3 separate regions of the Homo sapiens genome follow, and regions 1 and 3 are each linked to region 2. The links are chromatin contacts, found by Hi-C or POLR2A ChIA-PET in ENCODE. All regions are on one chromosome and are shown on one strand. The core of a region is the stretch at or near the end of the contact, and the rest is flanking DNA. Distances in the headings are between cores, read along the strand shown.

Evidence for each region. Hi-C counts contacts between places; a loop is a spot of excess contacts on that map. ChIA-PET counts read pairs that join two places held with the same protein, here RNA polymerase II (POLR2A). Pooled maps may share reads with other maps.
Region 1: a loop to region 2 is called in a pooled map, with 4 times the contacts of the local background. The contact joins the enhancer-like site here to the promoter of IQCH-AS1 in region 2. A Hi-C loop is called at or near these places in 1 of 37 single-sample maps with no recorded cell type and 2 of 50 pooled maps. POLR2A ChIA-PET finds 5 or more read pairs at or near these places in 1 of 52 experiments (MCF 10A).
Region 3: a loop to region 2 is called in a pooled map, with 2.1 times the contacts of the local background. The contact joins the enhancer-like site here to the promoter of IQCH-AS1 in region 2. A Hi-C loop is called at or near these places in 1 of 37 single-sample maps with no recorded cell type and 2 of 50 pooled maps. POLR2A ChIA-PET finds 5 or more read pairs at or near these places in 1 of 52 experiments (Panc1).

The regions. Positions count from the first base shown.
Region 1 is chr15:68,297,363-68,301,040 of GRCh38, forward strand. ITGA11 (integrin subunit alpha 11) reads right to left here. Exons shown (of 30, transcript NM_001004439.2): 30 at 1-3,678. Among named protein-coding and RNA genes, the nearest start is that of FEM1B, 21 kb to the left of the region's middle. Within about 2 kb of position 1,874, at least 14 of the 41 ENCODE cell types and tissues checked have a DNase peak (open chromatin) inside an H3K27ac peak, as active enhancers do.
Region 2 is chr15:67,520,197-67,523,719 of GRCh38, forward strand. It overlaps IQCH-AS1 (IQCH antisense RNA 1), which reads right to left and starts at 1,648. Exons shown (of 6, transcript NR_040052.1): 1 at 1,323-1,648. It overlaps C15orf61 (chromosome 15 open reading frame 61), which reads left to right and starts at 935. Exons shown (of 2, transcript NM_001143936.2): 1 at 935-1,398. The coding sequence starts at 1,053. RefSeq lists enhancers at 522-601, 1,242-1,361 and a silencer at 782-1,131.
Region 3 is chr15:68,112,008-68,115,831 of GRCh38, forward strand. The region is part of intron 2 of PIAS1 (protein inhibitor of activated STAT 1); the gene reads left to right. Among named protein-coding and RNA genes, the nearest start is that of PIAS1, 60 kb to the left of the region's middle. Within about 2 kb of position 2,509, at least 3 of the 41 ENCODE cell types and tissues checked have a DNase peak (open chromatin) inside an H3K27ac peak, as active enhancers do; they include Panc1, where a contact is called at or near this core.

The DNA.
Region 1 (3,678 bases), core at 624-3,123, 780 kb after region 2:
TAAGAGATTATTTCGTTTAGCATTGAATTAATAGATTTAGGGACATCTGTACAGTTCTGCACTTCTGAGCTTTTTTTTTTTTTTTTTTTTTATCCAAAAGAAAGCTATGTCTGGTTAGGTAAATCATACACCTGTATCCAGAGTTTTGTTTTGTTTTTTTTTTTAGGTTTTTCTTTTTAATGAAGGTCTTACAACTATTTTCCTTTTATTACCACTACGTACTTCTAAATATTAATGTTTTTACAAAAGCACTGTAATGGTTTTTTTTGTTTTTAAAGAAATAAATTTTCAGTTACTTCTTTTGGATGTCCCAGATACACTAATCGTTTGCAAGTAACAATAATATGGCATTCTCATTTCCAGCCTTCACATCTCAGGAGAGTATTAAAGGGTGGTATTGGAGCACACCCTCAGGACATGTTTGTTTTCAAATTTAGATTCTCTGTGGCCATTCCAGCCTCTATAGAGATCTGAAAAAAACATTTAGTGCCACCCTCTCATTTTATAGTTCAGGACACAAGCCCAGAAAGGCCACACAAGGACTATGTGTGTCGTAACTGAGAGTAGGCTCTGGGTCTCTTGACCCACTGAACAGTGCTCTTTCACTGTGAGATGCCAGTACTAGGGAAGCTCACCTTCAGATCTCTGCTAGGTCACTCCCTGGCTGCAATAACCTAGTGAGACTGCGGAAATCATCCAGACAGGTTTTAAAACATTTTTTTCTTTGTTTCAAGTAATGTCTGCTGTATATGACAGATCACCAAAGAAAATACTGGCAGTAGTGTATTCCTTCAGATACTTGACCTAGAAAATTTCAGTATGAGAGAGGCAAATTTTAGGTGGTTCACAAAACCTTAGCTTGTTGGCAAGTTTAGACAAAATTATATTTTCTAATTTGCCTGTGCTTTAGAAATTTGGTGTGCTCAGTCCATCAGAGGGGCGGACTGGGGTTTTGCTTTTGCCTTAATCAATGGCAAGATACTCTTGCATGTTGGCGCTTATTGAACACCTACTGTATTTCAGGCACTGCACCACAGATATGCATACAAAAATAAGAGAGACCAGTGTGGGCAACAAAGTGAGACCCCCTCTCTGCACAAAATTAAAAAAAAAATTAGCTGGGCATGGTGGTGCATGTCTGTAGTCCCAGCTACTCAAGAGGCTGAGGTGGGAGGATCACTGAAGTCCAGGAGGTCGAGGCTGCAGGGAGCTGTGATTGTGCCGCTGCACTCTAGCCTGGGTGACAGAGCAAGACCCTGTCTCAAAAATAAAAATAAGAAAGATGGACTCTGTCCTTGATAAGCTTGTTCTCCATTTAGATGCATCTATTTGAAATTTGATTTTCTGTATTTCCTCTAATTTTCCAAATAAAAAAATTTTTTGACTCTGACTTGGGCCACCTTCTGAAAACATTTCAGACACATCACTAAGTTGTTGCACATCTTTTTTAATGCAGGGCCAGGGAGATAATCCAGGAGTTTGAGACCAGCCTGGGCAACATGGCGAGACCCTGTCTCTACAAAAAATACTAAAATTAGCTGAGTGTGGTGTGTGCCTGTAGTCCCAGCTACTTGGGAAACTGAGGTGGGATTGCTTGAGCCCGGGAGGCAGAGGCTGCCGTGAGCTGTGATGGTGCCGCTGCACTCTAGCCTGGGCAACAGAGTGAGACACTGTCTCAAAACAAACCATGCAAAGCTGATTAGAAAGGGTAAGTCCCTCAAGGATAGTGCCCATCCTTTAAAAATAACTTTCTGCTTGTACTCTACTTTGGACCTGGTAAGTTTGCTAGGTACGGCTTAGCATACATCTTATTGAAAAGTTTTAGTGTCCAGGTGCAAGGCTTACAATTCCCTCCTCATGCTAAATCAGCAAGGCTCCGTTCCTGTTTCAGTTTCAGTTTTGGAACATGCTGTCCTATTTTAGCATGATGTTGAAACTAATAGAATAGACAGTGACACAAAAGCACTGTGCAGATTTTAACGTGGCCAGTTAGGCCTGGCTGTCCTTTGAGAAGAACCTAGTTGATGTTAATATTAACATAAAGATAGTAGGGGAGTTTTTTTTTTTTTTAAATTATAAGAAGGAGTGCAGGATAAAAGGCTGGAACCACATTAGCCGAAGGTAAAAGCAAAGACTGGTGTGGTGTTGAATAAAAACAGGGGACCATTCATACTAATGGCTGTATTTAAGTCACCCAAGGCACATTTGGGTGGTGAGGAGACTGCTTCGTGGTGGTGAGGCATGGGTGCAGTGAGTTGTTATGCCAGGAAAGGAGCACGATTAAGCCAGCGGTCTCCATTAGAGGCTGCTTGGCATCCTGGGATTGAAGCCAGGGGACTGACTCAAGTCTAATGTCTTATTCTCAGACAGTATTGATGCTAAAACCTTTTGAATACTGACGGAGGTAGGAATTTATCTTGTGAAGACCTCTAGGGATGGAAAGGTCCACACTGTCTCCTAGAAGCTCTTCCACATGTCCCTAGGCAGAGCTATTCCATAGTGTCTCCATTGTGTTTGCATTAGCACTTTGCCCTTTCCACCTAGATACCTGTCATGTCAAGAAACCATCACCTTCCTTAACAAAAGTAAAACCCAGAAACTCCACTGGGGTTTTTGCTGATTTTCTTTGCTGGCTGCCATCAAGATAGTCCCCAGCACAGTTGAAGGGCATCTAAAGACAGGCCTGACAGTTTAAGAAACTGACATTGAAGATTAGAGAATAGCAGAATATTATAGCTATTATGTAATATTAAATCCAGATGGCTGTTCTACAAGTTTAATGTGCTTAGAATTACCTCACAGAGCTTGGATCCATGAAGTCTGAGGAGGAACTTAGGAGTCTGTGGTCTGACTGAGGCAGTCCTGGGACCACTCTTTGAGAAGCGCAGCGCTGCAGAGATCATCTGCTTTATGAGGCACAGTGGGCTTGGGCACAACCCCCTCTTTCTTCATCTTACAGCCTGGATATTCACTTACCTGTTGATTGCAACTCTCAGCCATTAGAGTCATCTGGGGAAGTTGGAAACAAACTTGGCCCCTCTCCCAACCAATGAAATTGGGATCCATAGTGGGTAGGGCCCTTGCAGTGGTCACTTTTAAAGCTCCCGTGGTTCAAAGGTGCAGCCAGGATTGAGAAACACTGCGTTAGCATAGACTTTGCTCCCTATAAGATGCATCTTTGTTTGCTCTACCAGGCACTCTTAAGGCTCATCTTGGGTATTTATACTTCAGGGTAAATAGATTCAGAAAGGGAAACTTGATAACAAATTGAGAGGCTAAGGGCCTTGATACAACTCTCAGTTTGTCCACCTTTTGACCACTTAGTTGGTCTTGGTGTAGGTCTGGGGAAGGGTGTGAAGGACTGTGGAGTTCTGGAATAAGGGCTGCTTGCCTCTGACCGAGAGTCCAGAGGTTGCAATTCAGTGACCTCTGGGCTGCATCTGACCAGCAGGTACATTCTGTTTGGCCTGCAGTGTGGTCACAGGTGGCAGTTTTTAAAAATATGAATGCCAGCCTCTAAAAATCAGATATCCATAAGAGCATTCTCAGATCTGATGATATTTGATGGACGACTTGGTGCTAAGTCAATGAAAACTTATGAGTGTGGGTTCATTAATTCTCATTTAGCCAGGTTACCCCATTCATAAGAGTGATGACGGAAATGGAATATGATTTAGC
Region 2 (3,523 bases), core at 398-2,897:
AGGCAGAGGTTGCAGTGAGCTGAGATTGCACCACTGCACTCCAGCCTGGGCAACAGAGTGAGACTCCGTCTCAAAAAAACAAAACAAAACAAAACAAAAAACTGGGGAATATAAAATTTCGCCATACTATCCTACATCCCCCTTGAGTTTTTAGCAACGATAGTAATTGTTATATGATGCTTAACGCGTAATTACTGTACCTCATTTACATAAGGTGGTTTCAGACACATCATCTTGTTTATGTATGGCCTCTCCAAACAAAATGAGTTTAGGACAAAAGAGGAAATCCTTTTCTAAAAGCAGTTTTGTCCGTAAGTTACTGCCTCAAGAGGCCGCAAAGTTTGAGCAAAGCTTTTCCGAAAGTAATGGATTGGTAATGGGTGACTGAGGTCCACAAAGCTCGATAAGAGGCTCCTGGTCCGTCTACCAGGTTCTTAGAGGGAGGTGCCTTTGTGTGTTCGGACGCTGCACTGAGACACGTGAGGTTTTTAAATAAACTTTTGATTTTGAAATCTCTGGGACTAATTTTAAACAGTGAACCCGACAGCGAGGACCTACACACAAAAGTGCTCCCGGCCTTACCAAACAACGCAGACCCGGGGTCACGCCTCGTCCTGTTTCAACAACAACACCCAAGGGCTTCCCTGGAGCCCAGGGCGTGGGAGGGAGACTTGGGTTTGAGTTCTGCACCTTGCGGAGGTGGTTAGTTATTTAATTGTCTTCCACCTGAATTTTCCTCAGGCCCAAATTGATGAGACCTCCCCGAATCCCTCCCCTGCCCGAGTTACTAATGACGGCGTGAGGTCACACCTGGCCACTCAAAACCAGCTCCTTGACGCAGGTGACCCTCCGCCTCGCGCAGCTCACGCTTCCCATCCCCCGGACTCCACCCCCAGCGGGAGGCCACGGGGCCGCTGTGCGCACGCGCCGCCGCACACCGGGGGCTCTCGGGCACCCGCGCGGCGCCGGTTGGCCTTCCCGGCGCTCGCCCGGGGGCGCGCTTGCGCGCCAGCGGCTGCGGACACCAGCCTGCGTCCCCGGCGCGGCGGGCCATGGAGGCCCTGAGGAGGGCCCACGAGGTCGCGCTCCGCCTGCTGCTGTGTAGGCCGTGGGCCTCGCGCGCCGCCGCCCGCCCCAAGCCCAGCGCCTCGGAGGTGCTGACGCGGCATCTGCTGCAGCGGCGCCTGCCGCACTGGACCTCCTTCTGCGTGCCCTACAGCGCCGTCCGCAACGACCAGTTCGGCCTCTCGCACTTCAACTGGCCGGTGCAGGGCGCCAACTACCACGTCCTGCGCACCGGCTGCTTCCCCTTCATCAAGTACCACTGCTCCAAGGCTCCCTGGCAGGACCTGGCCCGGCAGAACCGCTTCTTCACGGCGCTCAAGGTCGTCAACCTCGGTGAGTGGCGACTGCCGCGCCCACGCGGTGAAGCCCGCCCGGCCGGGACGGCCCCTCAGCCACCGAGCACGTGACGAACGCTCGCAGGCCGGTAGAGTCCCGCGGGAGTCAGCTCTGCCTCCCGGCGCCGGCTTCGCCTGGGGTCCTTTGTACTCCTCGCCCAGGGGGTCCCCAGCTTGCTGAGCTCCTGGCACCCGAAGCCGTTCGCCTGCTGCGGGCGCGTCCTCGGGCCTAGGGAGGGGCGGGTCGCCCTCCTGTCCTGCCCATGTTAACCAGAGTAGACCCCTGGCCTGGGCAGTAAGCCAGGGGGCGTCAGGAAACGCCCCCTAGAAAGTGGCTCTGAAGTTGACATCCGTCCTACTGCATGGCAGGACTCATTCCCGTGAACATCACTTTGCAGCTGCGTTTATGTTGCAATAACTGGAACTACTCTTTTAAGTTTCTTTTGTTTTCTTTGTATGAATTCCCGGCAAGTTCGTTTTACTAAAAGCACCAAAGGTTTTCACCAGACATAACAGCTTCCTGAGGTGCTAGGCCTAAAAGATTTTTAAAGATCTTTAATATTTGTATATTTTCATGGAGACGCCCTGAGGATGTTTACTGTCACTAGGTGTTTATTTTCTTTTGGTTTAATGACAGAAGAGGGAGGTACGAACATGGACATGGGTGTATCTTTTATAGGTCAGGGGAAAACAGAAGGCCTCAAGATGTTTTGAACTTACTAATAGCTGGCATAAAATCAATCTAGATTTCAGTGATTCAAAATCTAGCCATGGAGCTGAATGAACCATGTTACCCAGCCAGGTTTTTAAAGCCAGGATTAAAACTAAACCCTGCGCAGCCGTACTACTAATACTATTACATAATCTGATCGTCCATTAAGGTTAAAAATAGTCTGTGTATTTGTGCTTATAATAACACATATGTCAGTCGTGGGCTTTTTGAGCCGTTACTCCACTGGACTGTCCTGTAAGGAGATAATTGTTTAGCAACGTGTTATCCTTTAAAAATGCCTCTTATTATTTGGCTGATGGACTGTATAGAGCATGCCCACTACTTTGGAGGTTGGTTGAAGTTGAAGGGTGAGGTGACTTAGGAAATTCAATTCGAAATTATTTGGAAAGACTGGAGTGTTAACTAGATTCGAGAAGTATAAGTTTATTTTAGCATTTTTCATAAGTAAGAAATCATTCTTCCCTAAAGAATAATAGGTTAGGAAAAGCATAACGGGAGAGTTATAGGTAAACCATGAGCCAAATGCCTTTTTTTCCTTTAAAGTCACATTTTTAGTGTTGACATTTTGTTTAAGAGCACCTTAATGATTAGGGGCCTCTCTTTTAGATTTAGAGATTAAGACATCCAAAAAAAGTGGATACTCAGAACATTCCACACATAGAAAAGTAAAACCTTTTAAAGTTGAAAGAAACAACAGTTGTAGTGTTTTTTGTTTTGTTTTGTTTATTAATGTGGGAGAGTGATTTAATGGTCTGTATGGTCTTTTGGACATTCTAAAAATCCTGCTAAAATGGGAGTAAGAGTTCTAAGTTAAGCAAAAAGGACAACTTTTTGCTCATGCATGCTTTAATACAAATTGGGATATACTGATAAAGGGAATTAAAAAATATTTTAAAGTGGTGAACACATCTGGTAACGTTTATTTTTAATTTTTGTCTGAAGGTAGAGGGGATGTGAATTAGATAATAGGTCCTTTCCTATTCTGTGAGGTACAATCGTCTCTCTGGGTGATAAAGTACATATCCTATTAATATTATACTTAGGATTTTGTTCCTCTTCTTCCCTTCCAAATTCATTTTTCCATTTTGTAAATAATAAAGATTTCTGTTTACCCATTTGCTCCTTTTCTCCTCCGTCTTCCCTTCAATGGAAGCTGACATTTTACTGATGGTTTACCAGTCTAGGTATCCTGCTGAGAAGTAGATTGAGATTTAAGAAAAGCAACTTACCATTGGAATGAATGAGATTTACTGAGGAATTCTAATTTTTTAAAGTGCTTAATTTGACAGTGGTTTACCTACTGTTCAGCTGACTCAAAGTGAATTATTATGCAAAGAACTGATTTGGAGGTTCTTTTGATGTTACATGTTTCAGATATAAATTTAATTTT
Region 3 (3,824 bases), core at 1,259-3,758, 590 kb after region 2:
TTTGGTGATTACTTTGCGTTTTATTTCTTCCTCACTGAGAAAATGGAACCAATCAGAAGATAACTTATAAAGGCTTCCACCAATATATACCTTATGCCCATGTGCCTACATCTCTGTCCGTTTACCGTATATGTTTTCTTCTGTAACTGAGGGTGAATGCTCTGGTATCTGTACTGAGACCAGATTCTACACTTGCACATTAGATCCTACTCACTTGCTTATTCAAGGATATTGCTTAGTAATTCTTTCTCTGCTACATTATCAATTTTTTGCCTCTTTACTAGCTCAGTCCCCCATCTTAAAAAAACTACTTTTCTCCTAATTTCCCTCCAGCTACATCCCTATTTTCTTTTCCTTCACCACAAATTCCTTTCCAGAGATGTCTCAATTTACTGTCTTTGATTTCTTTCCTCCTTTCTCTCATGAACCCTTTCCAGGTAGGTTTTTGACTAGCTCATGCCAAAGAAACTGTTGTTATCTAGGTCATCAGTGACCATTATACCACCAAAAAAAAGTAGTCATTTCCCAGTTTGGAAGAATTAAATCTTTTTAAAAAATGTAAAGAATGCCTACTACAGCCTAATAGGGTGGTTCACAATACAGAAAAAGGCCAATAAGGGTATGAAAAGTAGTCAATTTCTAGAAAGTCAAAGAAATGCAAATTTAAGACAATAAGATGTTTCTTATTCACTGTCCAGTGTCGGCAAGGAAATCTAGAACTCTCATATACCATTTGGTTATGCAAATGAAAATTGGTACATTTCTGGAAGCAATTTGACAATTTTTACAAGAGCTTTAAAATTGTGTTCGTCTTTTGACTTGCCCATTCTGTTTCTAAGAGTATGTCTCGGAAATAACACACAAATGCATGATGCATCCACCCACATACAACCAGGGAGGGAAGGATTCATCAAGGCATTAATTCTGGAAGGGAAACATGAAAATGACCTAAGTGTTTGACAATAGGAGATTGGTTAAAGTATGCTACATCTATATGGTAGAATACCAAGTAGCTACTTAAAATGATGACATTGGTTTGTTTATTTATTTGAAATTATTTTAAACTTTTTTCACATCAAGTTGCCATTAAAGATATGTTTATTAACATGGAAAGACTTTAATATGTTTTAAGAAGTGTATTCAATGCAAATTTTGTGGGGAACAAAGTATATTACATGCATGTGGTTATATGTGTGCACATACATAGGTACATATCAATGTATGTATAGGAAAATGCCTAGAAGATTGTATACCAAAATGTTTTTCAGCTGCTGTCAAGTAGTACAATTTTAGATGTTCTTTTAAAACTTGGAATGCTTGCATTAACAACAACAAAAAAAGAAAATGAAAGTTTTGCAAAAGAAAGAAAATCAATATCCCAATTATAGTCTGCTTACTTTTTCTGGTTTTACATTCAAACATTGATCATTAGACTTGGTTCATAGCTGGCTGGCTTGAACTGACCCAGTCCTGTTTCATAACCCTGCTGGACTTAAAACAGCCTAATGGTCTGCCAGCTGTGAGAGAATAGATGAGCCAGATAAAGTGTATTTACCATACTTTTAACTCCTGAGCTGCTTGGGAGTCTTTATAGACTCCTTTGATTAAGTCTACCAGGAGACCAGCTACTAACTCAGTAAACTAATCTGAGGAATAATGTAAAGTTAGAATAACTAGGATAGGTAGAGTTAAACTCCAGAGAAAAAAGGTGATGAAAAGTATAAGGCAAGCTTATTAAGGATGGGCTTATTAGGAACCTGATAAAAGGATGTGATAAAAATGAAATCAAAGGGTTTTACAGTGCTAAAGTTTAATAGTATTACATGTTGGAATTGTTTCCTGTTTCTTAGTATAGGTAATTTCTGTATGAATGGAAAATTCATGTGTAATTTTTGTTGTACTCCAAAGAACTTTAGCCACAATTTATTGTGAAATATTTGCAACCTTGAAAATTCAGAAATCTAGCAATAGGATCTCTCTCTGTCTCTCTCTTGCTCTAGCAAACGACTGCATATATTTCATACACACACACACACACACACACACACACACACTTATATACATGTATAGTATATTGGTTTTGTATAAGGTATAAAAAGCAAATTATTATAAAAACAATACATATGCTCAATGTGAAGAATTTTGTAAATAAAAGTTACAAAGGAGTCAATTTTTGCTGCCTTTTTCAATCTTTCAACGCATAATATGTAAATTTGCTTATTTATGCTCTATACTTCATGTTTATATCTTGTCTTTTTCACTTAATATTTTATGACTGTATTCTCATATCATTAAGTATTCTTTCCTTTAAAAATTCCCATTTAAAGATAGTCAAAGCAATATGAATTTGTTAATGATTTAGTATATGAATTGGAGAAAACATATTTTCTGCAGTCTTCTTTCTTAATGGGAGCTGACAGCCTAATGATGAAACTATATCATTCCAGCTATATTTTAAAAAATTACATAGTTGTCAAGTTTTTGTTTGACTAAGTCAGAGGGTTCATTAAAGATTGTAAGGCTGACATTCGTAGATAGGAACTTTAGTTTCACTTTCCCTAAGACAGCAAGAAATATTCTATAACAGAAAGATGACTATTTTTAGCTTTTCTTTCTGCTGGTGAGGTGGAATAGCAAATATTTTTAGAGCAATTGAAAGTACAGCCTCTTAGATTAGCTCAGTGTTTCTATCATCAGAATCTCAATTATTTTATGTATCTAGATTTTTTTTTTACTTCCAATGTTTTGAGTTTATGTAAATTGCAACATGATTCGTCTTTTTATTTTTGATCTAGTTCGTTTCTCTGTGGAACAATATAAAAGATGAAATTTCTAAAACCTTAACTTTTCTTTCTGCACTTTTTATGTATTTTGAGTTGTAATTATATTCTGCTTATTGTGGGCAGTTCTCTTCTTTCTTGGAGATGAAACTTTGATAATTAATACTTACGGGGAGATGGTGTTACAAATCTTCTCTCATAATAGGCTCTTAATATTCACAAGAGAGATCCCCCATGACCATTGTAAGTACCCTTAATTATGAACACCACTAGAACATTTCATCTTTCCCCAAAACGATGCCATAGGATAAGTGAAAATTTGAGGGACTTCTGTTTTTACCCTTAATGAAGGACATCTTGGTTGCTTCCAGGTTTTGGCAGTATAAATAAAGGTGCTGTAAGCATCCATGTGGAGGGCTTTATGTGGACATATGTTTTCAGCTCCTTTAGGTAAATACTAAGGAGTGTGATTGTGGGACTATATGGTAAGAGTATGTTTAGCTTTGTAAGAAACTGTCAAACTCTCTTCCACAGTACATGGTGCTATACTGTAAATGGTATTTTTTTTATTTCAGTTTCTGATTGTTTGCTGTTATTATATGGAAATACGACTGGTTTTTGTATAGCATCTTCACCTTGCTAAATTCGATTGTTCTAGAAGCGTTTTGTAGATTCTATTGAATTTTCTACATAGGTCATATTTTCTATGAATAGACAGTTTTACTCTTTTCCAGTCTTGATGCATTTTTCTTGCTTTATTGTGCTGGCAAGAACCTTCAGTATAATGTTGAATAGAAATGGTAAGAGTGGATGTCACTGCCTCATTCCTAATTTTTGAGGGAAAACATTGATTCTTTCACGTCTCAGTAAAGTGTTTCCTGTAAATTTTCATAGCTGTCTATTATCGATTTGAAGATGTTTACTTCTATTCCTGGTTTCTGGAGAGTGTTTATTAGGAATGGTTGTTGGGTTTTTGTCAAATGCGTTTTCCTCATCTATTGAGCTGTTAATATGGTGTTTCTTTTTTAGTGCGTTAATATGGTG